Regions from separate parts of the Homo sapiens genome. Here region 1 is linked to region 2. The links are chromatin loops, found by intact Hi-C in ENCODE. Cell type or tissue: mammary epithelial cell. All regions are shown on one strand. Links, peaks and the distances in the headings refer to the core of each region. The heading gives the core; the rest is flanking DNA. Region 1 overlaps SEC24B (SEC24 homolog B, COPII component). Region 2 overlaps EGF (epidermal growth factor).

What was found. A loop is a pair of places that touch in the nucleus more often than their neighbours do. Peaks named below come from ENCODE experiments on the same cell type or tissue, not always from the same donor. Only the 100,000 strongest peaks of a DNase experiment are listed, where the experiment ranks them.
Region 1: a loop joins it to region 2, with 4 times the contacts of the local background. A loop is called at or near these places in 4 of 110 quality-filtered maps.

Annotation. Positions count from the first base shown.
Region 1 is chr4:109,540,834-109,556,959 of GRCh38, forward strand. SEC24B (SEC24 homolog B, COPII component) reads left to right here. Exons shown (of 24, transcript NM_006323.5): 24 at 1-63. It also overlaps the pseudogene SETP20 and the pseudogene CDC42P4. Among named protein-coding and RNA genes, the nearest start is that of MCUB, 11 kb to the right of the region's middle. RefSeq lists an enhancer at 7,924-7,983. In mammary epithelial cell, for the core only: no CTCF peak of the experiment used is centred there; a DNase peak (open chromatin) is centred at 7,988; H3K27ac peaks cover 1,312 bases.
Region 2 is chr4:109,969,676-109,985,801 of GRCh38, forward strand. EGF (epidermal growth factor) reads left to right here. Exons shown (of 24, transcript NM_001963.6): 12 at 5,028-5,132; 13 at 6,337-6,560; 14 at 10,297-10,464; 15 at 11,151-11,300; 16 at 13,747-13,866. Among named protein-coding and RNA genes, the nearest start is that of EGF, 65 kb to the left of the region's middle. RefSeq lists an enhancer at 10,164-11,363. In mammary epithelial cell, for the core only: CTCF peaks have their summits at 8,424 (motif pointing left) and 9,243; a DNase peak (open chromatin) is centred at 10,826; H3K27ac peaks cover 1,124 bases.

The DNA.
Region 1 (16,126 bases), core at 4,352-12,351, 430 kb before region 2:
ATCACGCCACTGCACTCCAGCCTGGGCAACAGAGTGAGACTCCATCTTAAAAAAAAAAAAAAAGTAATATATATGAATCAATACACTTTCATTAGTCTGTGGACATTACCAAGTACTTATTCTGTTTGTATTCTAAAACAAATGGTGCTACTTTCAAAAATATTCTTAACTAGTAAGTATAATCTTAAATTGTCTTTCTTATTTACATTAGATATTTTTGCCTGCACACTTATAGCAAGAAAATTTTAGTAACACATATCACTATCCCATTTATTTAATTGACTTTAAGATTGCCATCTTGAATTTTGAAAGTGATTTTCTTCTGATCAAGAAACCTCTCATTCACTAACAACTTATTTACTATAAAAAACTCTTAAGGATCCATTAGATTATGGGACATAATTTTATTCTGTACACTATGAAAGTCCCCATCAACAAACTTTGGAAGGAAAAAGACTCTGCCAGGCATGATGGCTCATGCCTATAATCCTAGCACTTTGAGGGACCAAAGCAAGCGGATGGCTTGAGCCCAGAGGTTCGAGACCAGCCTGGGCAACATGGGGGAAACCCTGTCTCTACAAAAATACAAAAAAATTAGCCAGGGATTGTGTGCACCTGTAGTCCCACCTACTCAGGAGGCTAAGGTGGAAGGACATCCTGAGCCGAGGAGGTCAAGGTCGCAATGAGCTCTGACCACACCACCGCACTCAGTCTGGGAGATAGAGTGAAGCCCTGTCTCAAAAAAAAAAAGAAAAAAAAAGAAAAAGGCTTGCTGTGTAGTGGGTTATTTTTACTGTTTTTGTGCTTTCATGGATCTCATTTCTTTGGATAAAAATAAAAGTACTCTCACATTCCCTGCTGGAAATGAGAGGTTAAATGACTCACCCTAAATGACATTACTTACTAATTAGTGTCAATGCTAATAGTAAAAATCCAAATGTTCTCCCTACCCACAACCTACTCCCACCCCACCCCCCACCCACAGGACCATACTTGTCCCTATACCATGCTGCCTCTAGCAAGAGAGAATCTGAACAGTAAGAGAAACTAAGCCAGGCATGGTGGTGCCTTCCTGTAGTCCCACCTATTTGGGAGGCTGAGGCAGAAGAATCACTTGAACCTGGGAGGCAGAGGTTGCAGTGAGCCGAGATTGCACCACTGCACTCCAGCCTGGGCAAGAGCCAGACTTCAACTCAAAAAAAAAGAGAGAGAAACTTTAGTACTCTAAGGGCAACTAAATACTGCAATTTTACCATAAAAAGTATAATTCTTCTTTATAAAAGACAAAAATCTTTTGTCTGGATATTTTGTCTCTCATTCAATAAATATTTGTAAGCATTTAATGCTTGCCAGATATTGTTCCAGGCACAAAGTAAAATCTTCACTTCCACAAAGCTTATACTCTGAAGTGAGAACGTAGAAGACTGGGGAGAGGCAAAAATCATTTTATATAATTTGTAAGTGTGATATATAATTCTATGTAAGTATAGTGAATGTTATGAAGAAAAATAAAGCTCGGAAAGGAGATGGAAAATACTGTTTTTGATAGTGAGCAGGAAAGGCTCTTTTAAGAAGATGAGAGTTGAGCAGAGAGCTAAAGCCACATAGATACCTGGAACAAGAGCTGTCCAAATAGGAGAACTTTGTGGTAGATGAATGTAGAACTTACTTTGCGAGTGCTCTTTTCTCTGTGAAAGAAGCAACAGAATTATCAGCTGAAAGGGTGTAAGAGGGTTAGAGGTTTTGCAAAATAGTCTAGGAGAGTAAGATGTTGAATTTACTACTGGTATGTAATAGGATTGTGAGGACCCATCTTGGGCTGTGAGTCGAACTTAGAATGAAACTAATAAGCATAACTGTACCTCTTTCCTCTAGCTATGTTCAGTGCTTGGTAGGAAGTCGGATTTAACCACAGTTGGCTACAAGGAACAGAGGAGGAGCAAGAGAATTTAGGATGTATACAAGGGAGTGACTCATTTAAGCTACAAGAGCACAAAATGGGTGATGGATAGTGATGGGTAGAGATGGGTAGCGGGCTTAGTTGTTTGGAGGTCCCATTGAGGTTAAAAGCTATTAAGAGTATAGGTGTCAGAAAGAATGAGTTGGAAAGATAAAATGTAGTGGTTAGGATATGAAAAGCTTGGAATTGAGATTTGGGAGAAGTTTAGATAATGACAAGACTGGGGGAATGAGTGGTTGAGATGTTATTAAAGGTAACTAGAGGTAGGGAGGTGAGAACTTAGAGCCCAGGATTTCAAATGGATCATCTATTTGATTATTAAAATTATCCCCAAAAAATGACAGGAATAATGCTGGGGACACGGAGACTGTAAATGATTGCAATAAGGAGGAGTGGCAAGGGGATATGCTGAGGACCTGAGGTAGGCAAGGAGGAAGAAGAATCTGGATGCCAACAGAGGAGTAGAGGGATGCCTGCCTGGGGTTTAGGATCAAACACAGCCGTCCTTTGACAGGTTTGGAGGAAGGTAATATCCTCAAGACAGCCAGGTTTCAGTTAGCGTGTGTGGAGACTGACATAAACCAAAATATAGGCACGACGAGAGTAATCCTGATGGGAGGTGGATAATCCATTCTCATTGCCTCCTTATGGGACAAGTCTCTTTGGCCATTTGCTTTGTGAGGCAGGGAGTGTTGGGTGAGAGGAAGGGGTATGCTTGTCAGGAATTCTGTGAGCTGCTTTTTCAACTAACTAAAAAAAGGTAGTGGTTCTTAGTGTTATTGGTAGGGATGGGATCAGAATTTCCTGGGCGAGCTTTTTGGATACCTCAATTCATATTCACTACCTGATTAGGGGCTTGGCCAGAGATACATTAAAATGCATACATTAATGTATTAAAAGTATTCATACATTAATATGTATATATGTGTGTGGCAAATACTATTTGATAGCTATTTGGGGATTTGACTGTTACATATTCAACTTGTGAGGCTAGGAAAGGCACATATTAGCAAAGTGTTATATTAAAGAAACCGTGAGCCCTCCTCTTCTAAGTATCTTCTCACTAAAATACTTTTGAAGACATAGGAAAAGAAGAAAACTCACAACAAAGTTGAAAATAACATTGCAGACATCATCTAGATAGAACTAAAAATTACTGAAAGAAGACAATTTATGAAAAAAATAAACACTCAGCCGGGTGTGATGGCTCACGCTTGTAATCCCAACACTTTGGCAGGTCCAGGTGGGAGGATCTCTTGAGGCCAGGAGTTTGAGACCAGCCTGGGCGGCACAGCAAGACCCCATCTCCATAAAAAATAAAAAATTAGCCAGTTGTGGTAGTGTGTGCCTGTAGTCCTAGCTGCCTGGGAGGCTGAGGTGAGAGGATTACTTGAGCCCAGGAGTTTGAGGCTGCAGTGAGCTACAACTGCACCACTGTAATCCAGCCTTGATGACAGAGCAAGACTGTCTGAAAGAAAAAAAAAAATACAAATTTTTAAAGAAAAAAAATAACACTCAAGCCCTGTTTGGCACATGAAACCTGAAAAACAAAAATAGAAGATACTACATAATTCATTCATCTTTTGCCTCTGAATTCAGAGACAGGATCTGTATCAACCAGCAAATTGGTATCCTCCTCCTGCCTGCATTCTTATAATAACCATAAGAAGTAAGTACGTAATATAAAACAAGTGGGCAGGAAGTGTGTATGTGTACTTGGCTTAAGTGGAGAAGGTAGCCATAATCAGGGGACACAGAAGCTATTAATGTATTCATTGCCTTCAGATTTGGCATGGGCAGATCCAAAAATTAATTATTTTTTGTTTCCTTTAGTAAACAATGCACAGTTCTGTGGATTTTTACTTTTGGACCAATCAGCATTACTTACAAGTACTTACTAGTAATGTTATTACTTACTAATAAGTGAATTACAAAGGACCACTAAAATTTGTTTCCACAAATGAAAATCAGTGTTTTATTAGAGTTTGCTTAGGATTCTACTTATAAGATGCCTGGTCCCTGTACAAGGTTTGTAATTTTGCAAGAATGCACAAAAGTGTATATACAGATACTGTCACACAGCAGGTCAGACAACTGACAGAAACTATCCTACGGTCAGTACTCAAGCATTTTCTTATGAATGTATTATCTTGTTGGGAGGTGTTCATGGTTTTTCTGCTATTTTTGCATTTCAGATATGTATTATTTTAGCTTGATAGCCATTGAGATTGCTATAGATTATTTGATTTGTATATAATGATGTATGTATGCATATTTCACTATATTTTTCTATTTTTCTATAACTGGGTTTTAAATATTTTTGGTAGAAAAATAATTATACTTTCATTGCTAAAAATAAATATGCATAACCTACCCCTCTATATTGCTTATAACATTTTGATGATGTAGCCAGTGAATATGTGCTAATTTAAATAACTTTTATATAAAATTAAGCCAACTGCCGTATTATAACTGGTTTCTTTTTAACTTAATAGGATATTGTTTTATAATATTAAATCATATGTTTAAGCTCATTCTCTTTAAAAATAAACAATAAGCAATTTCTATATATTCCTCTCAAGTCTTTATTACTTAGGAATTTGCTTTAGAGCAGGGATTGTATTTTGGATTTTCTTTATACTTCTTATCCCACTTCACATATCCCCAGGTACTCTTCCCAAGACAGAATACATGGCAGAGACACATTTAAATTTAATTGAACAACTGCAAAAGCTTATTAGCCTTTCTTATAGTGGAGTCATTTCACAGTGACCCTTGGGAAATCTGTAAAACATTATACCAGTTAGGAGGACTTTTTCCCATTCTTAATGAAAGTTTTTATGGATCTTTTTCCCCTGTAGTCAATTTCTTTCAAATTCTGCTTCTTTGGGGCTTAGGTCTAATGACTTGCATAGTAACAATAGGAAACGCCTATTACATGCACTTCCTATGGAACCAGAAAAATTCTAATAGAGTGGAAGATACTGTGTCTCTAGCCTGTCTCCTATTAGTTATCAAAAGCTGGTAAGTAAGTAATTATGTGCAGAGTTAGGAATAATAGAGGTAAATGGAGAAATGGATGAATAAGATGTTTAACAAGAAAGGTCAAAACTTAAAGCTGAGTTATTTAATAACTAAGACCCTGAGTACTGTGTTCACAAGCAAAAAGTGGTCTTTCAAAAGGTTTTTACCAAAAATGTAGTGAACCTAAATCGTCTTCATAGCATTTATGGCACTCTTTTGGGTCATAATCTGGGAAGGAGTGAGGACAAAATTGGGGTGGAGAATGAGTAGGAACCAGAAGAATAACTTTGAAAGGAAAAGAAGGTAAATGTACATCATTACAGGGGCTGTCCTTTGTTCACATCCAGGCTTTGCAAATGCTGCTCCACTGCTTGGAAAACACTGTCTTTCATTCCCTTCCTGGCTTTCTTAGCACTTACTCCTCCTTATCCTTCAGAATTCAGCCTAGGGATCATTACCTCCTGGCAGCTTCTCCTGATGGCTGTCTCATCTGGGTTAAATACTCCTTCCTGTGTGTATCCATAACACATTCTCATCTCTACTGTAGCCCCCATCAGACTGTGTTACAATTGACATTCTCCCTCAAACATGGGAACCAGGTTCTCTTCGTCATAGTGCCCCCTATACCTGACATATAGTAGGCATTTAGTAAATGTTTGTTGAACCAATTTTTCCTAGAGACAGGGTCTTGCTAGGCTAGAGTGCAGTGGTATCGATCATAGCTCACTGCAGCCTCAAACTCCTGGGCTCAAGGGATCCTCCTGCTTCAGCCTCCTGAGCGGCTGGGACTATAGGCATGTACTACCATGCCTGGCTATTTTTGGTAGAGACAAGATATTGCTATGTTGCCCAGGCTGGTACTGAACTCCTGGGCTCAGGCGATCCTCCCACCTCAGCCTCCCAAAGCACTGAGATTACAGGTGTGAGCCACTGTGTCCAGCAGAACCAATGTTATTCCAAGCTAGACAGAAAATGCATTGAAGACCTGTGAATAAAAATAAAGACAGTTTCAGTTGGATAAGAGGAGAAACATACTATACTACACTAGATAGAAATTGAAAGAAAATCTGACATAGAATGAGAATGGTGCCAGAAGGTAGATAATAAACCTTATGAAAATTCAGGAGTATACCACCTCAAAGTTGAGTTTCAGTGGTCTGGAGCATCTTGCAAAATCCCCACTAATGTAGGAGACAAATTGCTGCTCCCTGTGCCACCTTCTATAATGCGAGGCACAGTGCTTGGTGGCTTTTTTTTTTTTTTGGAAGCTATGTATACAACATTTCAGTGTGTCACTGTACTCCATTACCAAGTAACCTGTAAGGCTGCCAATCTGAGGTGTGGTTAGAGCAAAAGAAGCCTCTACATCAACTCAGACTTCAGTGCAAACTGCTTTGCCACATGGGCTTTATTGACCCAGCAGATCCAACTTGGGAGTGTCTGCGGCAAATACAAATGCCACATCAAGCCTCAACTGGAGAGTCAGACTTCTCTAGGGTTTTAGAGCAGAGCCATACCCTCTTCTGCAAAAAAACAAAAAAAAAAAGCAAAAAAAAAAACTTACCTTTGTGAGAGAAGCTCTTATATTGCTATTAAGCTGTCTACTACAGGATGTCAAATGTCCTTGGGATCTATGCTGACCAGTGTGAACCAAGCAGTAGAAGTGAACATGCACAATAGCGATCTATCGTTAAGTGGCAGCTTAACGTTAGTATATAAGGGATTAGGCTCAGCAGATCCTGAAGTCAGTTGCACGAGCTGGCAGCTCTGACTCATGACACCTGCTCCTGCTGCATGGCTTCCTTTCCCTGCATTCGCATTTATGGCCTCATGGGGATGTTTTCCTATAATCAGTTAAGGGAGAAACTAAAACCTGAATTTAAGACAAAGTGCTGGCATCAACTGGTCTGCTATAGTATTAGTCTAATAATAAAGAAATCCTCTTTGTGGGCAAAACTTCAAGCAGTACATTGATCGCCACTTTGTCTAGACTATATAGATCTCAAAAGATGTAGATCTATGTAGCTTCATAGGCAATGGCAAATGACTAGATGACAAAGGTCTTGGTAGGAACAGGATTAGAAAATTGGTGACAAGGAGGTTTGGAGAAGAGGGATTTGAATGAACGTCACGAAATGGACACAGCAAATGAGATAATTATGTTCCATATCAATGCACCCCAAAGGGCATCTGCAGCAAAATTTGTCCATCTCAATCAGGTGGAGAAGGTGACCCATCCTGTGAATATCAGCCTCTTTCTGTAGCCACCCCAGTATTTGCTCAATGGTTCATGTACAAAGTTGCCATACTTGTAAAGATAGAAGCTATGTGTGGGCTAAATATTATGGATGTCCCTTCACCAAGGCTGATCTGGCTACTGCCACTGTTATTTCTAAGCATTGTCAGCTGAGACCTTCTTTGATTCCTCAATATGGCATCATTCCTTGGGGAAAACTAGTAGCCACCTGATATGTTGATTACATTGTACCCCTTTGATCATGGAGCATTTGTCCTCAATGGAATAGACAAACAACCTGGATATGGATTTGCCTGCCCTGCTTGCAGTGTTTCTGCTACCACCACCATCTGTGGGCTTACAGAATGCCTTCATCATTGCCATATGACCTCCACAACATTGCTTCTGATCAAGGAACTCATAGCAAAAGAAGTGTGTTAATGGGAATTCACTGCTCTTACTACAACCTGTCACCCTGATGTGGTTTGGATTTGTGTCCCTGCCCAAATCTCATGTCGAATTGTAATCCCCAAGGTTGGAGGAGGGGCCTGGTGGGAGGTGATTAGATTGGATCATGGGAGCAGATTTCCCCCTTGCTGTTCTTGTGATATTGAGTTCTTATGAGATCAGATTGTTTAAAAGTGTGTAGCACCTACCCCTGATCTCTCTTCCTTCTTCTCTGGTCATGTAAGACGTGCCTGCTTCCCCTTTGCCTTTGGCCGTGATTGTACATTTCCTGGGGCCTCCCCAGTCATGCTTCCTGTACAGCCTGTGGAATTGTGAGTCAGTTAAGCCTTTTATGTCTAAATTACCCAGTCTCAAGTAGCTCTTTATAGCAATGCAGGAACAGACTACTACATACCCCAAAAAGCAGCTGACCTGGCAGAAAGGTGGAATGTTCTTCTGATGACTCAGTTATGGTGATGGTTGGAGTATCATCCTACAGGATACAGTATATGCTTTGAATAAGCAACCAACATTTTTCCCCTGTAGCCAGACACACAGGTCTAAGAATCAAGAATTGAAAGTGAAATCATTCCCTTAATATAGTCCCCAAATTTTAGGGTCTTAGTTTACAAAGGAGAGATGCTTAGTTCTCAAAGGGACACAGCAATGTTCCCACTGTATTGGAAGTTACGAGTATTACCTAGCCATTTTGGGTTCCTTTTGTCAACAACCAGAAGAAGAATCATCCTGATTATGAAGAGGAATTGATTTGCTGTGACATAATGGGGCAAGGAGGACTATATCGAAAATCTAGAGGATTTTTCCAGAGTGCCTCGTAATACTTCTATGTTCAGTACTAAAAGTTAAAGAAATATAGCAGCCTAATAAAAGAATGGATCACTAATGATTCAAACTCTTCAAAAGTAAGATTTGCATCTCCCACCAGGTAAAGAATGCCAACCAACCAACATTCCGTACTGTGCTGAAGGGAAATTAGAAGACAGTCTGAGAGGTATAGTGGGAATAAATTTGATAGTGAAAAAGAATTCAGTTCTAGCACTGGATCTGTCACATTATGTTAGACTGACTGTAATAGAAAGAATATGGGTTTGCAAGCCAAACAGAACAAAATTTGAATTATAGTTCCTCTGTTAGCTGTGTTACCTGGGGTAAGTTTCTAAACTTCTCTGAGCTTTCATATCCCTACTAGAGAATAATGGTTCCTTGGTAAGAGTTTTGTGAGAATTATATGGAACGAGTATGTAAAGTTTCTTGTGCAGCACCTTACTTGTAGTAAATACTTGATAAATGGCAGTCAATGTCTTAACAAAATAACAGCACAACAGTAATAATAGTAATAATACTCCCACATTGAGCCTGCCCTTTGCCCTCCTATCACTTTCCACCTTCACTGCAATTATTCCACACTGGACATGGAAAACCAAAATATTATCATGTGGGCTGCTGCTACCTCCACTTTTACTGTGATCGATGTATTAACTACACTTTTTTGCTTCAGACCATCCAGTACAGATGGGTATACAGAAAGAAGCAAGTAGTCTTAGTTCATTACATGTACATAACATCAGACTTCAAAACTCGATGCTCACCAGTAAGTCACAATTGTGGGTTTTTTTTTGTTTGTTTGTTTTTGCTATCAGGTTTATTCCAAAAAGACTTTCTCAGGCTTTTGACCTATCTCTTTATTACAATAGTGGTTATGACCTCTTAAGCCTCTGAGCCTGTAAACATGCTGTTCCTCCTGCTAAGAACTCATCTTTACTTTTTTATCTGGTTAGCTGCTCTTCCTCCTTCAGTTATTAGTGTGTACTGATGCCAGCCTGTCCCTTACCACTAGCTTAGGTGGGGTCTCCCTGCTGTATGTTCACATAGCCCTTGTAGTTTTACTCTTATAACCTTTATGTCACTCTACTTAATTACTTGTTCACTAGGTGAACAAGCTTCCCCACTAGGTTCTGTGTAAGGAAGAACACAGAACTCATCTTTAAAAAAAAAAGTTCTTAAGTGTCAATTTTTTAAATTTTTTTTTATTTCAATAGTTTTGTGGGGTACAGGTGGTTTTGGTTACATGGATAAGTCCTTCAGTGGTGATTTCTGTGATTTTGATGCACCCATCACCATTACCCAAGCAGTATACACTGTACCTAATATGTAGTCTTTCTTTCTTTTTTTTTTTTTTTTTGAGTTGGAGTCTTGCTCTGTCACCCAGGCTGGAGTGCAGTGGCCAATCTTGGCTCACTGCAACCTCTGCCTCCCAGATTCAAGCGATTCTCATGCCTCAGCCACCCGAGTAACTGCGACTACAGGCACACACGACCATGCCCGGCTAATTTTTGTATTTTTAGTAGAGATGGAGTTTTGCCATTTTGGCCAGGCTAGTCTTGAACTCCTGGCCTCAAGCGATCCATCCGCCCCGGCCTCCCAAAGTGCTGGGACTACAGGCATGAGCCACCGTGCCTGACCCCACTATGTAGTCTTTTATCCCTCACCCCCACCCAACCTTCCCCACACCTGAATCCCCAAAGTACATTATATCATTCTTACATCTTTGCATCCTCATAGCTTAGCCCCTGCTTATAAGCGAGAACATACTATATTTGGTTTTCCATTCTGGAGTTATTTCACTTAGAATAATGGCCCCCAGCTCCATCTAAGTTGCTACAAAGGACATTATTTTGTTTTTTATGGCTGAGTAGTATTTCATGGTGTGTGTATATATATATACACACCACATTTTCTTTATTTACTTGGGTGATGGGCATTCAGGTTTGTTCCATATTTTTGCAGTTGCAAATTGTGCTTCTGTAAACGTGTGTGCACGTGTCTTTTTCATATAATGAATTCTTTTCCTTCGAGTAGATACACAGTAGTGGGATTGGGATTGCTGGATTGAATGGTAGATCTACTTTTAATTCTTTAAGGAATCTTCATATTGTTTTCCATAGTGGTTGGACTAGTTTACATTAGCACCAGCAGTATAAAAGTGTTTTCTTTTCACCACATCTACACCAACATCTATTGTTTTTTCACTTCTTAATTATGGCTATTCTTGCAGGAGTAAGTTGGTATCTCATTGTGGTTTTAATTTGCATTTCCCTGATAATTAGTGATGTTGAGCATTTTTTGATATGTTTGTGGGCTGTTTGTATAAGCTTTTGAGAATTGTCTATTCACATCCTTTGCCCACTTTTTGATGGGATTATTTGTGTTTTTCTTGCTGATTTGTTTGAGTTCTTTGTAGATTCTGGATATTAGTCCTTTGACAAATACATAGTTTGTGAATATAGAAACTCATCGTTTTTATTCATCACTCTACCATCAGCCTAGAACAGTGTCTGGCAAATCCTCATGTACTACTAACCACAAGTTTGTGTGTTTCTATTATTTTTAAAAGTGGCTGTAGTTTTTTGGGGTTTGTTTTTTTGTTTGTTTGTTTTTTTTGAGACAGATTCTTGCTCTGTCACCCAGGCTGGAGTGCAATGGAGTGATCTCGGCTCACTGCAACCTCTGCCTCCCAGGTTCAAGAGATTCTCCTGTCTCAGCCTCCCGAGTAGCTGGGATTACAGGTGCACACCACCATGCCTGGCTAATTTTTTGTATTTTAGTATAGATGGGGTTTCACCATGTTGCCCAGGCTGGTCTCAAACTCCTGAGCTCAGGCAATCCACCCACCTCGGTCTCCCAAAGTGCTAGGATTATAGGCGTGAGCCACTGTGCCCAGCCTAAGGGCGGTTGTAGTTTTAAAGTCCTGTTTTATTATTGATCTATTAAATTTATTCAGCAGATATTTGAGAACCTACTACTTAGGTGCTGGTGATAGAGCAGTGAACAAAACAGACAAGGTCCCTTCTGTCATGGAGCTTACATTCCAGTTGGGGGAGACAGATTTTAAAAGTATGTAATATGTCAGGTAATGATTAAATGCTAAAGGGAAAAAAAAGCAGAGTAAGGGCTAACTGGCAGGAAGTAGAAGTTAATGCAACCAACCGCATCTCAGCTCACTGCAACCTCCGCCTGCTGGGTTCAAGCGATTCTCCTGCCTCAGTCTCCCGAGTACCTGGGATCACAGGTGACTGCCACCACGCCCAACTAATTTTTGTATTTTTTTAGTAGAGACGGGGTTTCACCATGTTGGCCAGGGTGGTCTCGAACTCCTGACCTCAGGTGATTCACCCGCGTCGGCCTCCCAAAGTGCTGGGATTACAGGTGTGAGCCACTGCACCCAGCCAACCCCATTTTTAAAAGTTTTTTTTTTCTTTTTTTTAAACAAGAGAAAATAGATACATGTTGGTCAGTGCTAACTGTCCATATTCACATAGACACACAGTGTACTTTCTGAGCCCAATATACAGAGAAAGGAGGCAAGAAGCTAGAATTCTATGCACTGCTACGCAGGAGCCTAGCACCCTCCAGCTTCCAGCAGAGCGAAGGGAGCAGGTTTTTCTTTTTTCCCACAGAACTTGGTGGTGTTGATTCCATACAGTTTTTATTCAGACAGGAAGGGATAAAAATGAATTTCGAACAGAAAGGGGTAGAGACTCTTTTCTCAATGTAGTCTGCTCAAGATATTTCCCCCAATTAAGTGTAGAGAAAAGAGACCTCAAGAATAGGGCGACTGAGCACAGGAGGCAAAAACAAAACAAAATAAAACAGACTACAACTTGCTCCCAGGGACTGGAGAAAATTTAAAAAGGGGAAGGTTGGAATCCATCAGTATTCTATTAGTCATCTCTTTCATCCTTCTCTCCTTCCTCCCCTTCATCATCATCTTCTTCACCTTCATCTTCATCCCCTTCTTCATCAGTGTCTTCTAATCCTTCCTCCTCCTCCTCATTATCATCTTCTCCTTCTTCATCATCCATATGGGGAACCAAGTAGTACTGTAATGGGTTTGGCCAAATATCATCTTTGATGTCCTCTCCTAAGTCATCGGCCCCTGCATCAGAATGGTCAGTAAACCAGGTCAAGAAGCTCTCTGGTGCCTCATGCTGCCTCTTCCTGCTGGCTTTATTCTGCATTTGACTTAAACGTTTCGTCACATCCTTTCCAGATTTCCATTTGATTTCAGTGGATTTTGAAGATGGATTACCACTCTCATTCAGATGAAATTCTTTGGAGAGAACTTTATTTTCAAAGTAAGGATTTTCATCAAAATAAAAATCTACTCTGTAACCTGATTTAATATCTTCAAATTCTGTCACTTCAACTCTGGTCAAATAATGCAATGTCTCTTCGTTTTCCTTCCCAAGCAGTGCAGACACTTGTAAATGATTGCCAAATGTTGTTACCCCCAAATTTAGGATTTTAGAGATCAATTCTGACCTCTTCTGAAAAAATGGTTGGCGGAGTTTGTTATATTTCTGTTCTACTTTCAAAATCTCCTCATTGTCTTGTTCATTAAGTCTGTCTATTTCATTTTGTATTTCATCAATGTGTTCAATTGCTTCTTGCTGTTCTTTTTCGCCCTTCTTTGGCAAGCCTACAGAGGCCGAAGTCTCCTCTGGTCTCAGAACAGGAGGTGGTCTTGGTGTCTTCTTTCGAGACAGGAGGGAAGACTGGCATTTGGGGGCCAGGCTGCTAGGGAAGCCCAAGAACCAGACCACCAGTCTCCTTGCTCAGGCAGAAAACTCCAATTTCTTATATTTAATTTCATGAACATAGCTTATATGTTAGCAAGTTTAAGGTCATTTTTGAGATTCCCTTTGAGGCCCACCATGTGGGCATTACATTGTGAATCATCCATATGTGTTTGAAATAATGTGTACTCTCATTTGGGTACAGAGTTCTTTAATACTCTATTAGCAATGGAGGTCCAGGACCTGGAGACAGAATAGGGAAAGGAATATCCTTCTCTATTTACCATTAAAATTCTATCAAAGTGGGAGGCCCAATGGATAACAGGAGTATTCCTGGAAGCCATTCCTACGTGGGCATGGCTAGCAATATCTTAACAATACATAGAAATGACCATGAACCACACAAAAATATCCCACTAAACCCAAAGTAAATGTATCTCCAGCTCAGCTTGCTCTTTGCTTCCTAGAGAGACAGAAAGTAGATTAGTAGTTGCCTGGGGCTGGAGGTAAGAATGGAGAGTGAGGCAAATGAGCCTGAGGAATCTTTCTAGAGTGATGGAAATGTTCTAATTGATTGTGGTGACTGTTGCACAACTCTGTAAATTTGCCAAAAATAACTTTTAATAAATGAAAGTTACGATATGTAGATCATACCTTAATAGAGCTGTTTACAAAGTTTTTTTTTTTTTGAAAAGCGAGATCAGAGATTCGAATGTGAAAAGGCTGTGACATATAAGTAATACTTATGAACTAGCTCACATTGAGTAATCGTTTTGTCTCATCAAGAGTCCTATATACTGTGGGAAAGTTTGTTGTGCACCCGAAACATCTATGTGTGCCGAGCGACTTTGTGGACAGTGCCTCCCCGGTAAACCCGCTCTGTCTGCAGTGTCCGGAGCTTCTCCCACAGGAGTTTGCTAATCCCACCTTTGTGGCCAGATTCTGTGCTGCAAAACGGACATCTCCTCCCCCTCTTCTCCATTCCCCTCCTTCCTAATAAGACTCTTTTCTGGAGAACTGAGGTCAACATCAGATTTCAAATATTTAAAGTGGATACAAAACTATTTCAGCAATGCAGACAATTAGTTGCATTGTTGTGGTCAATGCAGTTGTTGGTAAAACATGTCTCCTGATATCCTACACAACAAATTTCCATCCTAATAGATACAGACTGTTTTTGACAACTATGCACTCACAGTTAGGACTGGTGCAGAGCCATATACTCTTAGACTTTTAATTCTGCAGGGCAAGAAGATTATGACAGACTATAACTCCTGAGTTATCTACACAGATATATTTCTAGTCTGTTTCTCAGTGGTCTCTCCATGTTCATTTTAAAGTATGAAAGAAAAGTGAGGGCCTGAGATAACTCACCACTGTCCAAAGGCTCCTTTCTTGCTTGTCACAACCCAAATTGATCTCAGAGGGTCTATTATTGAGAAAATTACCAAGAACAAATAGAAGCCTATCACTCCAGAGACTGCTGAAAAGCCGGCCCACAACCTGAAGGCTGTCAAGTATATGGACGGTCCTGTACCCACACAGCAAGATCTAAAGAATGGATTTGACAAAGCAATATTGGCTGTCCTGGAGCCTCCAGAACTGAAGAAGAGCTGGAAGCCTATGCTGCTATGAACATCTCTCCAGAGCCCTTTCTGCACAGCTGGTGTAGGCATCATACTAAAAGCAATGTTTAAATCAAACAAAAGATTAAAAATTAAAATTCATTTATGCAATAATGACAAATACCCTGCACCAACCCACATGCATCCATGTGAGACAGGGATTAGAGGTATGGCCCACTTCTCCCTCCCAATACTAGTTAATTCTGAGTAATTGTGTATTGTTAGAAAAGTGATCAGTACTCATTTTTGGTTTTTGTTTCAAAAAACAATTTTGTTTTTACTTAAAAGCAAGGCATGCTTGTGATGACTGTGTAACAGACTAATTGGAATTGTTGAAGCTGCTCCCTGGGTCCATTCTGGAGGGTAATCTGGGACATCTTAGTGGGGTTTTATTTTTTTCTTTTTTGGAGGAGGAGTGTTTGTAGGGTTTGTTTTTTAGTCTTTTTTCTTTTCTTTTCTTTTCTCTTTTTTAATTCATTAACCAGTGGTCAGTCCTTAAGAGGAGAAGGACGGATTGACTCCATATTCGACTTCCTAAATCTAGTTTAAAAAACATGTTCCCTATCTGGGGTGCTTTTAGGAAAGAATATAGTAAATGCCTTATTTAATAACATACCTCTTTTTGAAAGTTACCTTTTCTCTCCACCCTTGAGTAGGCTCAGTATTTGATGAAACTCATGAAAGTGGGTGAAAATTCTCTTGCCCCTGTTCTTTTCTGGGATGCACTAAATATGTGACTGTGACTTTCAAGGAAATTTGTTTGCCGGTTGCTGATTTTTGGGGAAGTTAATTTCTAACTTCTTTAACTGATGAATAAAGAAAAGTATTGCACCTTTGAAATGCAACAAGTGGATTGAGTTTGTAACTTAAAAAAACTTTTTTCCCTGTCAGTCATTGTCTTATATTATTATAGATTTGCAATCAATAGTATATGATGTTTCTAGAATGCAGCTGAAGACCTGGTATGTAGAGGCAATGTGAAGAGCGGTAGCAGAAGACCGACATCTATGGAATGATTCACAGCCTCTCAAGTTATAAGGATGGAGACCTGCTTCATGAAGAAGTTGGGGTGTGGTGGGGATGGATAGAACACTTAACAACATGAGATCAGTCAGGGGAATCTCCTCACTTCTGTGTAGCAGACGAGGAACCCAAGAGCCCCCAAATGAGGCTCTCTGGTTTGTTTTTTTTTTTGAGATGGAGTCTTGCTCTGTCGCCCAGGCTGGAGTGTAGTGGC
Region 2 (16,126 bases), core at 4,617-12,616:
TATAAGCAATAAGCATTCTCGGAGCATCTGCTATGGAAATAAGACTTTCTCCGAAGTCACATGGGAGATACAGAGGAGCCTAAGATGTGCTCCATCTTTTCAGTCGGTTCTTAGTTTAGCTGGGGAGATAAGGTATATTTCCCCAGCAAAATAATTAATGCAAATTCTTGGTCTAAATAGCAGTTCAAGAAATGTCATAGGGCCACACATAAATAATTGCCAAATGACAGGTGTACACTCCCAAAGGGAGCTGCCATGGAATGAGCTTCGGCATGCAAGTGACAAATCTTGGACTAGAATGTTGACTCCCTGTTAAAACAAGCATGAAGGAGGGAGGAGAACTTCAGCTGGAGTTGTGAGGAAAGTGCATGAGATAAGAGAGATGCTCTTTGTTTCCCTACGGTGGGAAAAAACAGAACCAGAGTGCAGTTGTGAAACCCCACTCTCAGAGCTGCAGGAAGGGCTACTGTACTTGGTGTGTATGCAGCCTGCGTGAACCTCAGAACTGAATGGCAGGAAGCAGGAAGGAAATGGCTGTATCCCTTCTGCGTGCGAATGAGATCCCACTTCCTTACAGAACTATAAGAGAAGCTGCTAACGATAGACCCCTCACAAAATAATACTAGAGATGCAATGTGCTCTGAGATATATTCTCAGAGTAACGGAAAGCCAGAAAGTGAAATGGTGGCCATCCTGAACATCTGGTACCAAAGCAACCAAGTAAAAGTAAAAGAAGGGAGAATGAGGGTTTAACCTCTGTGAAATCAGCAGTTTCAACACAGAGGGAGAAGTCCCAGGGAATGAATGGGTTTCTATGCTTGGGGGTAGGCATTTTGTGTCCTAGAAATATCTCTTTTTATCAGGATAATCCATGGGAAACAGGTTTTTAAAAATCTGTTGATGTGCTTTGGGAGGCCAAGGTGGGCAGATCACAAGGTCAGGAGATCGAGACCATCCTGGCTAACATGGTGAAACCCCGTCTCTACTAAAAATACAAAAAATTAGCCGGGCGGGTGGTGGGCGCCTGTAGTCCCAGCTACTCAGGAGGCTGAGGCAGGAGAATGGCGTGAACCTGGAAGGCGGAGCTTGCAGTGAGCGGAGATCGCACCACTGCACTCCAGCCTGGGTGGCAGAGCGAGACTCCGTCTCAAAAAAAAAAAAAAAAAAAAAATCTGTTGATTTGTTTATCTGTATGATATGGTTATCAGTTATCAATAGTATGGCCATTTTACATCCAAGGTGAGCATATTTTCTTTCATTCATTCATTTGTTCATCTAATCATACCTTCATTTCTTTATTATTTGAGTATTTATTTACTGAATAGTTGCAATGCACCAGATACTGTGCTTTATATCCATGACACTATTAAATCCCCAAAGGTAAGTTTTGTTATCTCCAATTTAAAGATTAAGAAAATTGATAATTGGAGAGGTAAAATAACTTTCCCAAGGTCAAGCAGTCAACAAGTACCATGTGGAACTGTAATTGGAACTCAAAGATGGCCATTTGCAAAGCATATTCTCTTAATAGTCATAAAGATGTACCACCGCCCCAAGCCAGTGTGGATTTAACATATGGTTGACTCAGAGTCATGTGACAAATTAAAATCAACTTCAGTTGTAATAATTATAAAAATCATAATAATGACCTCCTCTGTGTTGAACCTACTTAAAAGAATATTTTAAATGTCGGCTGTGTATAATAACAGAGCTGTACATGGTTGTTCTCAGGAGGGTAAACGATGATCAAAATGGCAGATGTCAACCACTCTCGGGTCCACTAAGGATGCCAAGTCTTCTCATATTTCCCCACATTCACAAGGGACCTCTAATTTTAACAGTGTTTGATTAATAGCACCATGGTACCGACTGCAGAGGCAAGGCGTTCAGGAGATAGACAGGCACCACTGTTTCCTGGAGAATCAGACCCTAAATTCCCCAGTTCATTGGCTTCAGTAATAACAAGCCCTTCTTAAGTCCTCCTGGCTCTAAAGGCAGCTGCTAAAAGAAAACCTTTAATTTATCTGGAAATGAGAGGTTTATGGTTTGGAAACCTTGATATTACCTAGAAATTGGATGTAAATAACTGAGATTCCAATCTCATAATATTAGATCACATGGTAACTCTTAGCCAATCAAAAGGGGCAAAGTGGGATGCTTGCAGTTCCTTTTTGGCCTAGGAAAAGACAGATTCAAATTAACATCTAAATGTAGGAAGGAAGCACATTGAAAATTCCAATGGTAATGCTGTTATTTAGTATCAAGGAATACTGATTCCTAAAGTCAATTGCCTAGTAAAGAATCAAGAAGGTAAAAATATAAGCTATCTATTTATTCATTCTTTTGAGGTAACAAAAACTAATATGAGGTAAAAAAAAAAATCACTCTTCTAGGGTTGTTGATGGACACCTCTTACCCTAGAAGGAGGGTGAGTTTTTCTCTTGGAGGATCTCAGTGACACTGGGACAATTAGATAATGGTTAGAGAGAGAAGGACACACCTCTAGATTAAAGGTGATGCTTGAACTCCCATGAACTCAAATATCCCTGCTGGTCTTTGGTTTCTCACTACCAACACTGGAGTTTGAGATTTGCTCTCTAGCTGAATCAAATAGAAGTATATTAGGTGAACACCTTGGGGGAGCTTTAAAAGTAAATTCCAGCGATCTTGCCTTGAGACAGCTGCACAGTCAGGAGCTTATGTCGTTCTCGTCTCATCACTTAATTCCTGCCCGAAACAGAATTTAGAGATGATGTCTCTCATCTCTAAGATGATTAGAGATCATCATGAGATCAGAAGTGACAGTTTCATCTCCCCTGGTCACAAGCAAGTGGCCTCAGAATTTCTTCCCTCCCACCAAGGGAAGAGGCACAGTGACAGTTGTGTCTGAGAACAGAACTTGACACATTAAGTTCAAAAATATCTTCCACCCAGCAGTATCCTTCTTATGACCACTTCATCCGGGAGTAAAATTATCTTTTTAAAGTGGCACTGGAGTAGAAATGGTTTCAAATTCTCCACTGCCTTTAGTTGGTAGTTTGCAAAGTGTTTCCAACCCAGCATAGTCACTGAGCCAGTTTTACCTTCACCTCTCTTCTGCATACTGCCTGTGAATAAGGCCCTGTGCATAGAGCACTGTGCATGTAGTCCTGTTCCCTACACAGCACCTAGAAAATAGTTGGTGAACCAGCCACCAGAGAAGGTCTCCTTAGCATTCTGTAAAACCGGGAGGAGGGAATGGCCCTACCTTGTGTTTCTAGGCAGGCTTGTTTCATGCAGACATTGCCCTCAAGAGCAAGGTGAGAGGCCTTTAACAGATGTTTATTGAATGAATTAAAGGTGGTTATATATTCTGGTTTGCAGCAGGGAAACAGGGAAAGCAGGCAGTACATTGGGAAAGGGAGGCTCTTCTTAGCCCTATTTATATCCTGTCTGCCTGTGGTCCCACCTGCTGCAAGAAGCTGCTGATCGTCCCTTGTTTGCTCCTGAAGGGGGCAGGGATGCTATAGAGTCATGTTTAGCATTTAAATTCATCCAGTTTTCTCCATTTCTTCTGCTACTGTTTTATCTCCTCACCGTCATCTCCTGCCTGCCTCGCCCTTTCACACTAAAGCCACAGCAAACTTTCTAAAGTGCAAGTATAACTGCCCCACATTCTTTAGGTCCTGTACTTTAGAACTTGTATATGTACATTCCCTTGCTTAGGGTACTCTTTCCATCCCCACCCACCTTTGCCTGGCTGCCTGCTTCTCATCTTCGTTTGTTATTATCTTCAGGAATCCTTCTCTGATCCCTGCTTGGCTGGGCTACCCACTCTGTCACCCTCCCTGAGTCTTCCAATTACATTCTTTACATCCTTCTTTTCAGCATGTGCTTTCATTTGCTGTGTTATAATCCCCTCTCCCTCTTTCCCCTCTTACTTCCCCCGACCTCTCCTCCTTCCCTTTCCCTCCACCTTTTCTTCCCCTCCCCGTCCAGTCCACCTAACCCTTTCTCTTCCCCTCCCACCTCTGCCTCTCTCTCCCTCTGTTCCTGTTGAACTATGAGCTCTATAAGGACAGAGACAGGGCTTTATTTACTATTGTATCTCCAATGCTTAGACCAATCCCTGACACACAGTTGGTGCTCAGTAAATATTTGTTTGACAAATAAATAGAAAAATCAGGAAATAAGAATTTTCTACCCTGCCAGATTCCATTGGGTTATTTAATGTAAAGATTAGCAAGTAATATTTCAGTACCATTGGCCCTGTTTATCTACAGCTTCCACATCTGAGGATTCGACCAACCTTGGATCAAAAATATTCAAAAATTAAATTAAATTAAAAATAAGAATACAGTCATAAAAAATAATACAAATAAAAACCAATAACTTATAACTGTATTTACATAGCATTTACATTACATGAGGTATAAGTAATCTAGAGATGATTTAAAGTGTACAGGAGAATGTACATAGATTGTATCCAAATACTGTGCCATTTTATATCAGGGAATTGAGCATCCTTGGAGAGTTCTGGTACCAATCCCCCACAGATGCCAAGGGACAATTTTACTCCCATTTGTCTTAGAATTAAATGGAAGAAAATTAAAGCCAATGTAAATCTCCACCTACTGTCTCTGTGCTGGCTTGTCTCCCTCGTCTTCATGATCCCATGAGGATAACAGTCTCTTTGCTTCTGGCTTCCATTGGTTTCAGCAGGAGATTGGAAGTTATAAAGAGAATGTCCTCACCCAGCCACTGACACGATCCTTTTACCTTGTCCTGTCATTGTGTATTTTCATTACCTGGAATAAATATTGGGATGCTAATTAAAAGTGTTTACAAATATAAAATTTGTGGGCTTATTGCTGCTACTTTGTTTGTGGGTGGGGGAGAGAGAAAGAGTAAGAGATAGGGAGAGAGAAACAGAAATAGGAGCTGGTTTAGAATGCCTATCTTTGCATTTCAGAAAGAGGAGAAAGGAGTATTTTTGTTTGAAAAGTAAAGGTGTTATAACAAACTCCCTTATTTTGCACATATTTTAGGAAATCTCTGATTGGAAGGAGTGATTTAAATGGGAAACGTTCCAAAATAATCACTAAGGAGAACATCTCTCAACCACGAGGAATTGCTGTTCATCCAATGGCCAAGTAGGTATTTGTAAAAATAAGGCACTGCTCTGCAGAGGTCATGTGACAGTTCATGGTTGATATGCTAGTGTCCAAAACCAGAAACCAAGAAAATCCATGCAATTTGTTCAAATCTTCAGCATGAATTCCTCATGCTTTTAATGTCTTGATTTTCTATTCTTGTATAATAATTTTATTGTTAATATGCTCTTTTAAATAAATTCAGTTTGTTTTTGAAAGAAAAATGCACTGTAATTCATTAACCAACTAGACTCAAGCTCATTCATCTACTTTCTTTAAAAATTTGCATTGTTGTTTACTGAGCAGAAAAGGATATTTGGATTATATGACTTATAGATTCTGTTTAGAAAAATCACAAGATATAGGTCATTCCTAGATTTTAGATGACAGAAAACAGAAACTGTGAAAGGTTAGAAGACTGTGCTGTTAATTGTGAGTTAGTGACACATTTTCATTTACAGATTAGAGATTTAAGGACAATAAAGAATTTCTTCCTAGTTGTTAAAAAACAAAGATAAAAACCAACCCTATTTTATTTACACTGGAAATTTCACAATGATTTATGGGAGATAATATATTGATAGTAGTTGATAATTGATTTGGAGCCAGCCAAATGATTAAAACTGTGAGAACGTAACCATTTCTAAATAGGCCAATAAAAATTATGAACCATATTGACTTCAAAAAAAATGTGCCCAGCACCTGATTTATGGAAGTTGAAATTAACTGAGTTAATAGAGTACATTGCATAAAACTGGGTAACAGATAAATATGATCTTTCCTTTATGTTGTAGTTTTACAAATGCAGTGAATTTTACATATGCATAACAGAAGAACAGGCGAGCAAGATTTCATTGCCTTTTTGCAGTACAAAATGCTAATTCAAGAATATTTTACTCAAGCCTATTTACTCATGACTATTTTATTAGTCATATATTGCAATTTTTAAACCAATTTCTTTTTTAATCTAATGATCTGAGCTTTAATTCAACATTTCTTTTCGAAGATGCTTTACATAGACAAGTTAATTGCTCTGCATTTCAAAATTATTTGCCGAACATACAGCGCTATCTCTTCTTCTGTATTCCTTAGTGTACCACTTTAGTATATCATGAGGTAATTTACATTGATATTTTCAATGATGAAAGAACAGAATAATTTATTTCATGCAGATATTATTTGTTGTGTGCTTTCTTGATTAAAGGAGATTATTCTGGACTGATACAGGGATTAATCCACGAATTGAAAGTTCTTCCCTCCAAGGCCTTGGCCGTCTGGTTATAGCCAGCTCTGATCTAATCTGGCCCAGTGGAATAACGATTGACTTCTTAACTGACAAGTTGTACTGGTGCGATGCCAAGCAGTCTGTGATTGAAATGGCCAATCTGGATGGTTCAAAACGCCGAAGACTTACCCAGAATGATGTAGGTGAGGCTTTGGGATGGGCGATTTTTTCATCTTGACTGAGTGTTTATGAGTGTTAAATACAAAATATGTTTACACACACACACATACCACTTAGCCGTATGGGTGAATATGGAATAGAGACAGACTTCTCCAGGGAATCATGAGCTGCAAAGCTTACCTTAACATTGGAATACGGGGTAAAAAATAGTGTTGCGTAATCATTTCTCTTTCTGAGAAGTCCCAAAATCAGAATGAAAATATTAAAATTTTCTAAACTCCTTTAGGAATAAGAACTTGGTTCAGCTGTTTTCATTTCTTATGTTTTAGAAAAGTTGTTTCACAACAGTGATATTATAGGCAATTTTAGGCATGAATGAATGTCAGTTGATAACTTGTGCAAAGATTAATATAGTTTCCTCCCCTATTATTTTCAGATTTTACATGGGGTGTCATATATTTTCATAAATATCTTTAAAACATTGTAGCTCATGCCAGCTGTTAAAAGAAGTACAAAATGGCAATGAAATAAGCAGTGGGAAATTTATTTTGACTCCAGGAATGTACAAAGACAGTATTTAAACTGGGCCATGTGGTAAATAGATGATGACAAAAGATTATAAGCCTGCAAAAATTGGCCTTTGTATGTTAGTACTACCAGGATATGTTGACTAAACTTAAATTCTGAATTTAGTAGAGGGGCATTGAATGTTCTTGCACATAAAATGTATATGTTAAGATTGGCATCTCTGGATAGCTGCTTAGGTAAAGTATAGGAGTTCGATTGGAATTTGGAGAGAAGGAAATCTGTTAGAAGCCTATAGTGGTTGTCCAGGCAACAACTGGTGATGGTCTGAGTTTGAACATTGTCATTTAAAAATGGAATGAAGGATTATGATATTAAAAATTATTGTGCATAAAAAATTAAGAGGATTTTGTAACAGATTGCATATAGAAAATGAGAGCCAGGGAAGTGTTGAAGATGCTTTGGAGAGTTAGAAATTGGTTGGGAAGATGAAAAAACATGGTTTCTCTCATTTAGGAAGAAGCTAACCAACTAATAATCTGTATAAGATACCTATTTTGCCCATTCTCTTTGGCTTAAGATAAGTATAATTTAAAATTTTATGTATTTATAAGATTCTCTAAAAATTAAAGATATACTTCACAATAAGTGATATGCTTATGCACAACCTTAGACTTTATCATCCTTTTACTTCAGGGGTATTTATTGACACATTACAGGAACTGAAGATACAGTGGAGGGTAAAACAAATATGATATCTGCAAAGCCAAGGAATCTAGTGCAGAACACATACATTACTAAAAAAAAAAAAATCATCCAGGCTGGGCATGGTGGCTCACACCTGTAATCCCAGCACTTTGGGAGGCCAAGGTGGGAGGATCACTAGAGCCCAGGAGTTCGAGTCCAGCCTGGCCAACATGGCGAAACTCTGCTCCACTAAAAATACAAAAATTAGCTGGGCATGGTGGTGAGTGCCTGTAATCCCTCTGCCACTCAGGAGGCTGAGGTGAAAAGATCACTTGAGCCTGGGATGTTGAGGCTGTAGTGAGCCGTGATTGTGCAACTGTACTCCAGCCTGGGTGACGGAGTGAAACCGTCTCAAAAAATACAAAAACCAAAAAATACATCACCCAAATAAATGTAAAATTGTATCTTTGACATAAAAAGGTAGAAAGGAATTTGAAAATTTCTAACCCGAATGTGAGGACACTATATTTTAAACTAAAAAGCATAGCAGATACTTTGTGTATCATTTATATTGCTACTATATTGTATGACTAATACAACTATTGAAGGCCATTATCAAATAATTTTATATTAAATTATGTAAGTAACATTCCCATTATTACAGTGCCATCTACTGGTATATATGTGGTGGCTTCCCAGCTGCCAGTTAAGAATTTCTTCTAAGAGTGGATGTTCCATGCTGTTACCACAAAAATGATAACTGAGGTAATGCATTTGTTAATTGGCTAGATTCAGCCATTCCACAATGTATATATATTTTAAAACATCATGTTGTATGCAATAAAAACATATAATATTGTTTGTACATTAAAAATGTATTTTAAAAGGTTGAAGATATTCTTAATTTAAAATGCAATTAATTGTGGTTCTTCTGTAAACAAAAAATAAGAAAGATTATGTCTAGTGTGAGGTATTTGTTTAAACACTATAGCTAATTCTAACATGTGCTTTAACATGGATTAATTCCTGAGGACATTATGCCAAGTGAAATAAGCTAGTCACAAAAAGACACGTACTGTACAATTCCAATTATTTGAGGTATCTAGAGTAGCCAAATTCATAGGAAAAGAAAGGAGAATGGTGGTTTCCAGGGGATGTGGGAGAGGAAATGAGAAGTTGTTTAATGGACATAGAGTTTCAGTTTTGCAAGATGAAAAAATTCTGGAGATTGGTTGTACAACAATGTGTGAATGTACTTAACACTACTGAACTTAGAAATGGTTGAGCTGTTAAGTTTTCTGTTATGCTTTTTCACCATGATAAAAAAGAACTATAGCTATGTTAAAAATTCCCTTGCTGTACTTAAGGCTTTAATTTGGGACAAAGGGCCAGAGACTAGAATGAATCTTAATGACCCTGATCAACAATGATAAGTGGAGACTCATTGTAACCAGAACAAGTTATTTGAGTTTGCCACCAGTAGGGGAAGACATTCATTCTAATCTGTCAAATCCATTGTTCGTTTACAAAAAGAGTGGTCTGTGGGAATGTGAGTAGCCTTGATTAAAACATCCAACTTCAGCCTCCTTAGCTTTAGTCTCTAACCACCTGAGATAGAACGTTAAAACATTCCCTTGCGTATTCAATACTTGCATGCCTTCTCAGAGCAGTTCCAGTGGCACAGAGAGGTAGGTTTGGTGAAGGTGGGCTCAGAAAGATGCCCACTTACTGTTAGTAGGAGGCATGAAAATGGAGGCAGCTGATAATAAATGACTCTTTCAAAAATGTGGCTAAAAAGGGAAGGAAAGAGACAAGGAGGAGCTAGAGGGGTCACGGGGATGAGGAAATGAAGATGGGAGAGAGGTTATAGTAGACAGAGGGAACAAAGCTAGTGGAATGAAGAGAGGGAAGATGTAAGAGAAAGGGGGTGGTCGTTGATGGATCCAGGCCCTAGAGAAGGCAGGAAGGGTGACATCAGGGGCACAGGTCAATATTAAATAAGGAGAGAGGGGAAAGAAGGTGGGGGACTAATGCAGGCAAATGTGTTGGTGGAGATGGGAATGTGGGGAGACTCTTATACAATTACCTCAAATTTTGAAAAATCCTTACAAGAACTTGTGAATTTGATCTACCCCTTATTACTGCTGCTCAAAAGAGTAGGAACCTAAGGCAAAGAGTGGTAAGATAAGTTACTCGAGTTTAGTCTATAAGTAGCGACAGATGTACTAAACAAGGAAAATTCCACCTTTCTCCTTCATGGGGCTAGGACGACAATCAGCCCACATTCTCCCACTCTGCAACTGCTGGGTGATAGTGGGCCTTGCTGGGACCTCATGCCACTATGCTCCCATTCTAAGGTGACGTTCCCTCCTCATGTGGGCTTTCCTTGAGGCAGGTGTGTGAGTCGGTGGCTCACTCATAACTTGCTGAGTAGCTAAAGAGCTGATTTAGTGTAGGAATGTTGTGTAAATTTCAAGCCTTGTCCTTTCGTAAATAGTCATTGCAAAGACAAAGAAGGTGTATTTAACAAACTTGAATTGTTTCCAGGTCACCCATTTGCTGTAGCAGTGTTTGAGGATTATGTGTGGTTCTCAGATTGGGCTATGCCATCAGTAATGAGAGTAAACAAGAGGACTGGCAAAGATAGAGTACGTCTCCAAGGCAGCATGCTGAAGCCCTCATCACTGGTTGTGGTTCATCCATTGGCAAAACCAGGTACATACTGGAGATGTTACACAGTCTTTCCTTGGCTGGAATCTGCAACTGTTTTAATTGTTTGATGTCATGCAGTTGGCGGGGGGGTGGAGGGGATTTTGTAACTTTCACTAACTGTGTAGATGTTAAGATTTTCTAAGATTTAAGTTTGTTTAAGACAATCTGGTAGTTTGGTAATTGGGGCTTTATCCCTCCAATTTCACCTCTTTTCTTGAACAACTTTTACTTACCTGCTGCATTTCGAAGAGCCTTGGGTTAAGGCAGGCAATTTAGACACCGGCAGTGGAAGCTTCTGTCGACACTTGGACCTTTCCATACCCCTGAGGAGTGAGCAAATGGAAAAGGCATTTCACATTTTATAGTAGCTCTTCTTTCTGAATTGCTCTTTGTCAGTTTGACTAGATGATGAGTCAGGAAATAAGAATCACATTTGACTAAAGAGCTTCTTGAAAAAAGTGCTGGCTATACCCAGTACTAATAAGGTAATAACATTCTGGGCTTATCTTAGAATCAGTGGCTCCTTGGGGGAACTCTTCTGAAATAGCTATTGATATACCCTCTATTTAGATACACTGCATTTCTCTCCCTAAAAGCTATAGCTCCCTAAAAGCAAGCTGTAGACTTGCATTAATGGCATCCTTTTCATCTTCAAACCCACTTGTGAATTTGTTTCTTTTCTCTACTAGGAGCAGATCCCTGCTTATATCAAAACGGAGGCTGTGAACATATTTGCAAAAAGAGGCTTGGAACTGCTTGGTGTTCGTGTCGTGAAGGTTTTATGAAAGCCTCAGATGGGAAAACGTGTCTGGCTCTGGATGGTCATCAGCTGTTGGCAGGTAATATAATAAATTATGTGGCAAATTACCTAACGTTGGCTCAGAAATACAGCTGTACATCAATCTTTATGCTTTTGCTGATTTTGAATATTTTGGATGTTAAAAGTTCTCCTGTTTTTAGGAATGCTAAGAATTTGTTTGTTTATTTGTTCTCTTCTGCTGAGTTTTGAGTTCCTTATTACAGGCAAAATTCAATTGACCTCTAGTGGTAACAGTCTTAAGCTCCAAGCCCTCCACCTCCCCATTTATAGTGGAGTGGGTCCCAGGCTTGGAAATAAATGCCAAAATGCTATCACCTCACAAAAATGTTCAGCGATATTTTGTTTAGAAGTTTTATGTCCTCAATTTTAGAGGTAGTAGTATATGATCTCTTATCACATGACAGGTCTTAATAAGAAAATCAAAGTCCTTTATAAAAAATAACTTCAGGATATCAGACAAATGTGGGAAATCCAGCCTGAGAAGGCTTGTGATGTACTTTTTTACAAACTAGATATGACTTTGAGGAAGAGGAAGAGTAAACCAAGTGTGAGGTATAACCAGTAGTACTTATTTGCCTCCCTTGAATGTGCACCCAAACAATCTGGGCATCTGTGGATTCATCCCTTGATATCTTTCTAGCAGAAATATACCAAAGATAATTTACATTTTATTAAATTTTTTAAAAATTTATATTTATCTGGTAGGCATGGTGTAAATATAAGTAAAGTAACAGATTGATGAAAAATAAACAAAAGTTATGCAATGAAAAAAAGAGGCTAGTTTCAGCTCACAATTCAAAATTTACTTATGTTTTTCCTCTAGCTAACCATCATAACTTTAGTATGCACTGAAAGAATTTATATGCATTTCTTATTTTATTACATAGAGTGTTAAAAAGCTGTGTAGTCAATGGTCAAGAGTTTTAAAAATTAATAATTCTTATTGATTCACAACAATCTTCTTGTGAAACTGGGTTTTATTTTTATTTTTTGAGACAGGGTCTCCCTCTGTTGCTCAGGCTGGAGTACAGTGGCATGTTCATGGCTCACTGCAGCCTTGGCCCCACCCAGGCTCAAATAGCTGGGACCCTACCTTAGCCTCCTAGTAGCTGGGACCACAGGCATGCACCACCATGCCTGGCTAATTTATTTTTATTTTTATTTAATTTATTTAAATTATTAATTATTAATGTATTTAAATTATTAATTTATTTTATTTTATTTTTATTTTTTGTAGAGACAAGGTCATGCTATGTTGCCTAGGCTGGTCTTGAACTTCTGGCCTCAAGTGGTCTTCCCACCTCGGCCTCCCAAAGTGCTGGGATTATAGGTGTAAGCTACCCTGCCCAGCCAATTTTTTTTTCTTTTTCTTTTTCTTTTAATTTTTTTGAGACAGGGTCTTGCTCTGTCACCCAGGCTGGAGTGCAGTGGCAAGATCTCAGCTCACTGCAACCTCTGCCTCTAGGGTTCAAGAGATTCTCCTGCCTCAGCCTCCCGAGTAGCTGGGATTACAGGCGTGCACCATCATGCCCAGCTGATTTTTGTATTTTTAGTAGAGACAGGGTTTCACCATGTTGGCCAGGCTGGTCTCAAACTCTTGGCCTCATGTGATCCACCCGCCTTGGCCTCCCAAAGTGCTGGGATTACAGACATGAGCCACCGTGCCCGGCCTTTTTTCTTTTCTTTTCTTTTCTTTTTTAATATGAGTGTGTGGCAGTGAAGAGCTCAGCTACTGGTAGAGTTTGCTGTCATTTCCTTTTTCCATACTAAGACACCAGCTGTTGCCCACATTCCTTTTGCCATATCAGTACAAATGTGAACATGGTGGAAAAAGGCAGTTAACTTTATAGTATTATTATGAAAAGAATTATGACTTTAGGGACATTCTGAAGGATGAGCCCAGGGTTCTGTGGATCACAGTTTAGAAAACTGCTGTCTTACAGAATCCATTTCTCCCCTGTTCTGAGAGTGGGCAGTGCGAGAATCTTATGCCTGTATTAAATCATGACTTTTTAATGTCCTTTCATATTATAAGATGTAGGTAAAATCAGGCTAAAATAAGCATGAAAGCAGCATAAAGGAGGAAGCATGTGTATGGAAGACAAGTTGGGAAGATCATCTATTTTGTCCTTAATAACCGTGGGCTGTGATTATGAGCTGATCATGTCCCTGAGGGTTTTGGTATTTTACTCTTGTTTTTTGCCAGTACCTGAAAGAGTCCTATCTTTCTTCCGTACTGGTTCCTTATCCCCCGAATCATTAAGTGCTCAGTGAAAATGAGAGGGTGTGGGATAGCAGGGTGAGGTTTACTAAGTTACCAAGACCCTGACAGTTTCTCTGAATCCTCTTACTGTAAGAATGAGTCTGAACTCACAACCAATGAATAGTCGTAAACATAAATGAAATCAAACTTTTTTTTTGAAACAGAAAAGCTAAATTTAATTGCATCTATTGACCTTCAATAGGTGGTGAAGTTGATCTAAAGAACCAAGTAACACCATTGGACATCTTGTCCAAGACTAGAGTGTCAGAAGATAACATTACAGAATCTCAACACATGCTAGTGGCTGAAATCATGGTGTCAGGTATGAATAACTAGTTCTCCAATATACCTTTGGTTCCAACAGTTTCCATCCTACCAATGAGAAATTTTGAATTACCTTTCTAACTTAATATTGCCTAAGTTCTACACAAGGCTAATGAAACCAAACCTTGGACTCAAGTCTGTCTCTTCTGAATGATGTGCCTGAGAAAGATGGCTGCATATTAGTCTGGACATAAACAGGACACCTTGAGAGTCTTTGGGTGTGAGTCTTTGTTCTGTGAAGAAACAAAGTAACTTGGAAACAAAAGTAAAACACAGGACAACATATTTGAATGTATTTCCATCCACCCCTGATATTTTTGGTATTTGGTCCACCTTGCTGTTTTTCTATTAGCCTGAAAAGTTGATAGTAATTGATAAACAAATATAGGTTGAGCACTTCAATTGCTGCAGAAAGTCCACAAACAGCAAATGTTGGAATTCTTTTCTTCTGTGTTGCACATTTGTCACTAAAATGCCAAATCATGTGTTCAGTATGTAACAACTTTAGGGAACTTAAGTCTTTCTTGTTCCATATTCACCTAGGAGGTCAGTGGTTTTTCCAGCTGGGTTCAGCTCAGCCCTAGAGCTTCTGCAAACCCCATCCTTTCACTTTAGGTCACTGCCCTTCAAGCAGTGCAATTTGACTTTGAAACATTTTATTTGTTTGTGTTACTAAGTAACACTTTAACAAGATGTATGTGGCAAAAAAAAAAAAGGAAAATATTTCAAAACTCCACATTAGGACTTTTAAGGAGATGCTTTACCCAACTTTTGTGGTCTGCAAACTACTTTGTTGATGTACGTGGCTCTGGGTACCTCTTACCTCACCTTATCAGTGTGATTTTTTTATAAGATATAAATAAGGAGGTTCATAATTTTAGTAATAACAATAACATTTGCAGAGAATGTTAGATTATATATACAGTCATCCATCTGTATCCACAGGGGATTGATTCCAGGATTCCCAAGTATATCAAAATCTGCACATATGCAAGTCCCAAAGTCACCCCATGGAACCCAGGTATACAAAACATCAGGCATCGGTGTAGGCAGGTTTCACATCCCACCAATAATACTGATCTGTGTTCAGTTGAAAAAAATCCAGGTATAAGTGGACCTGTGCAGTTCAAACCCGTGTTGTTCAAGGGTCAACCATAATCTCTAATTTGATCCTCATTACAAATCAGTTCACAGATATGAAAGCAGAGAGACTGAGATCTATTAAGTTAGTGACTTGACCAAAGGTTTTTGAAAATTATGACCAAATAATTAATTAATGTGAAAATAAGACGTTCTGGAAAACTTCATTAACATTAGGAATATAGTGTGTTTAGCAATTTATTTGGCATACACTGTGCTAAGTGCTGGGGATACCAAGATGAGCTAAATACCATCCCAGTCCTCAAGGCCACAGTTAGTTGTGGAGACAAACAGCATGAAAGAATAAAATACTTTAAACCAATGTTAGGGATGTAGAGAACCTTTGCAAAGTCACCAGGAATCCCTAGAGATTCATAGAGCATATTTTGAAAGACTAATGGTTGAGGGACTGAAAGACTAAGATAAATGACAGATAGGTGGGAATGGGGGAGTGATTAAGTGACCAAAGTATTTGTGAATTTGGCTTAATACCTGGAGCCTAGTACAGAATAGAGGGAGCTGATTGTCCTGGTGAAAAACCCCTCATCTTTCCATACCTGGATTGTGTTCTGTGTTGTCCTAGCTTGTGAAGTCTTACTTCCACCTAAGTCAGGCTTGGGGGTCTAATTTCTGTTTCAGAGTGAGATTTCACATCAACAAAGTGTCTATGGCTAAAAGACAATGTGAAAACTCCACATTAGGATTTTAGAGTATAATCTAAAATTCTTAACGTGGCCTTTTGGGCCCTGTATGAAACAACCTTTAGACACCTCCCCAGCCTCAACAAGGGCTCACCAGCCCTCTTGCCTTCGGCTTTCTGTGGCCTGCTTCCCTCATCCTGGCCTTGTTTCTAACAGACATGGACATGTGTGCTAGTTGTTTTTTCAGCCCATGGTGTGTTTCTTAGCCCTTCAACGTCCTGTGTGTCCTTCGCCCTCTGGCTCAGAAAGCCTTTCCTAGTTCCTGACCGGGCTAGGGCTGCCTATTACAGCTCTCTTAGAACCTCACTTCTGCCCCTTGATCACATTCATCACACTGTACTTCAATAACTAATTATGCAAAACAGCAGAGCCTTTGTCAATAGCAGAGCCCTATTCTTCACCACTGTATTTTTGCCT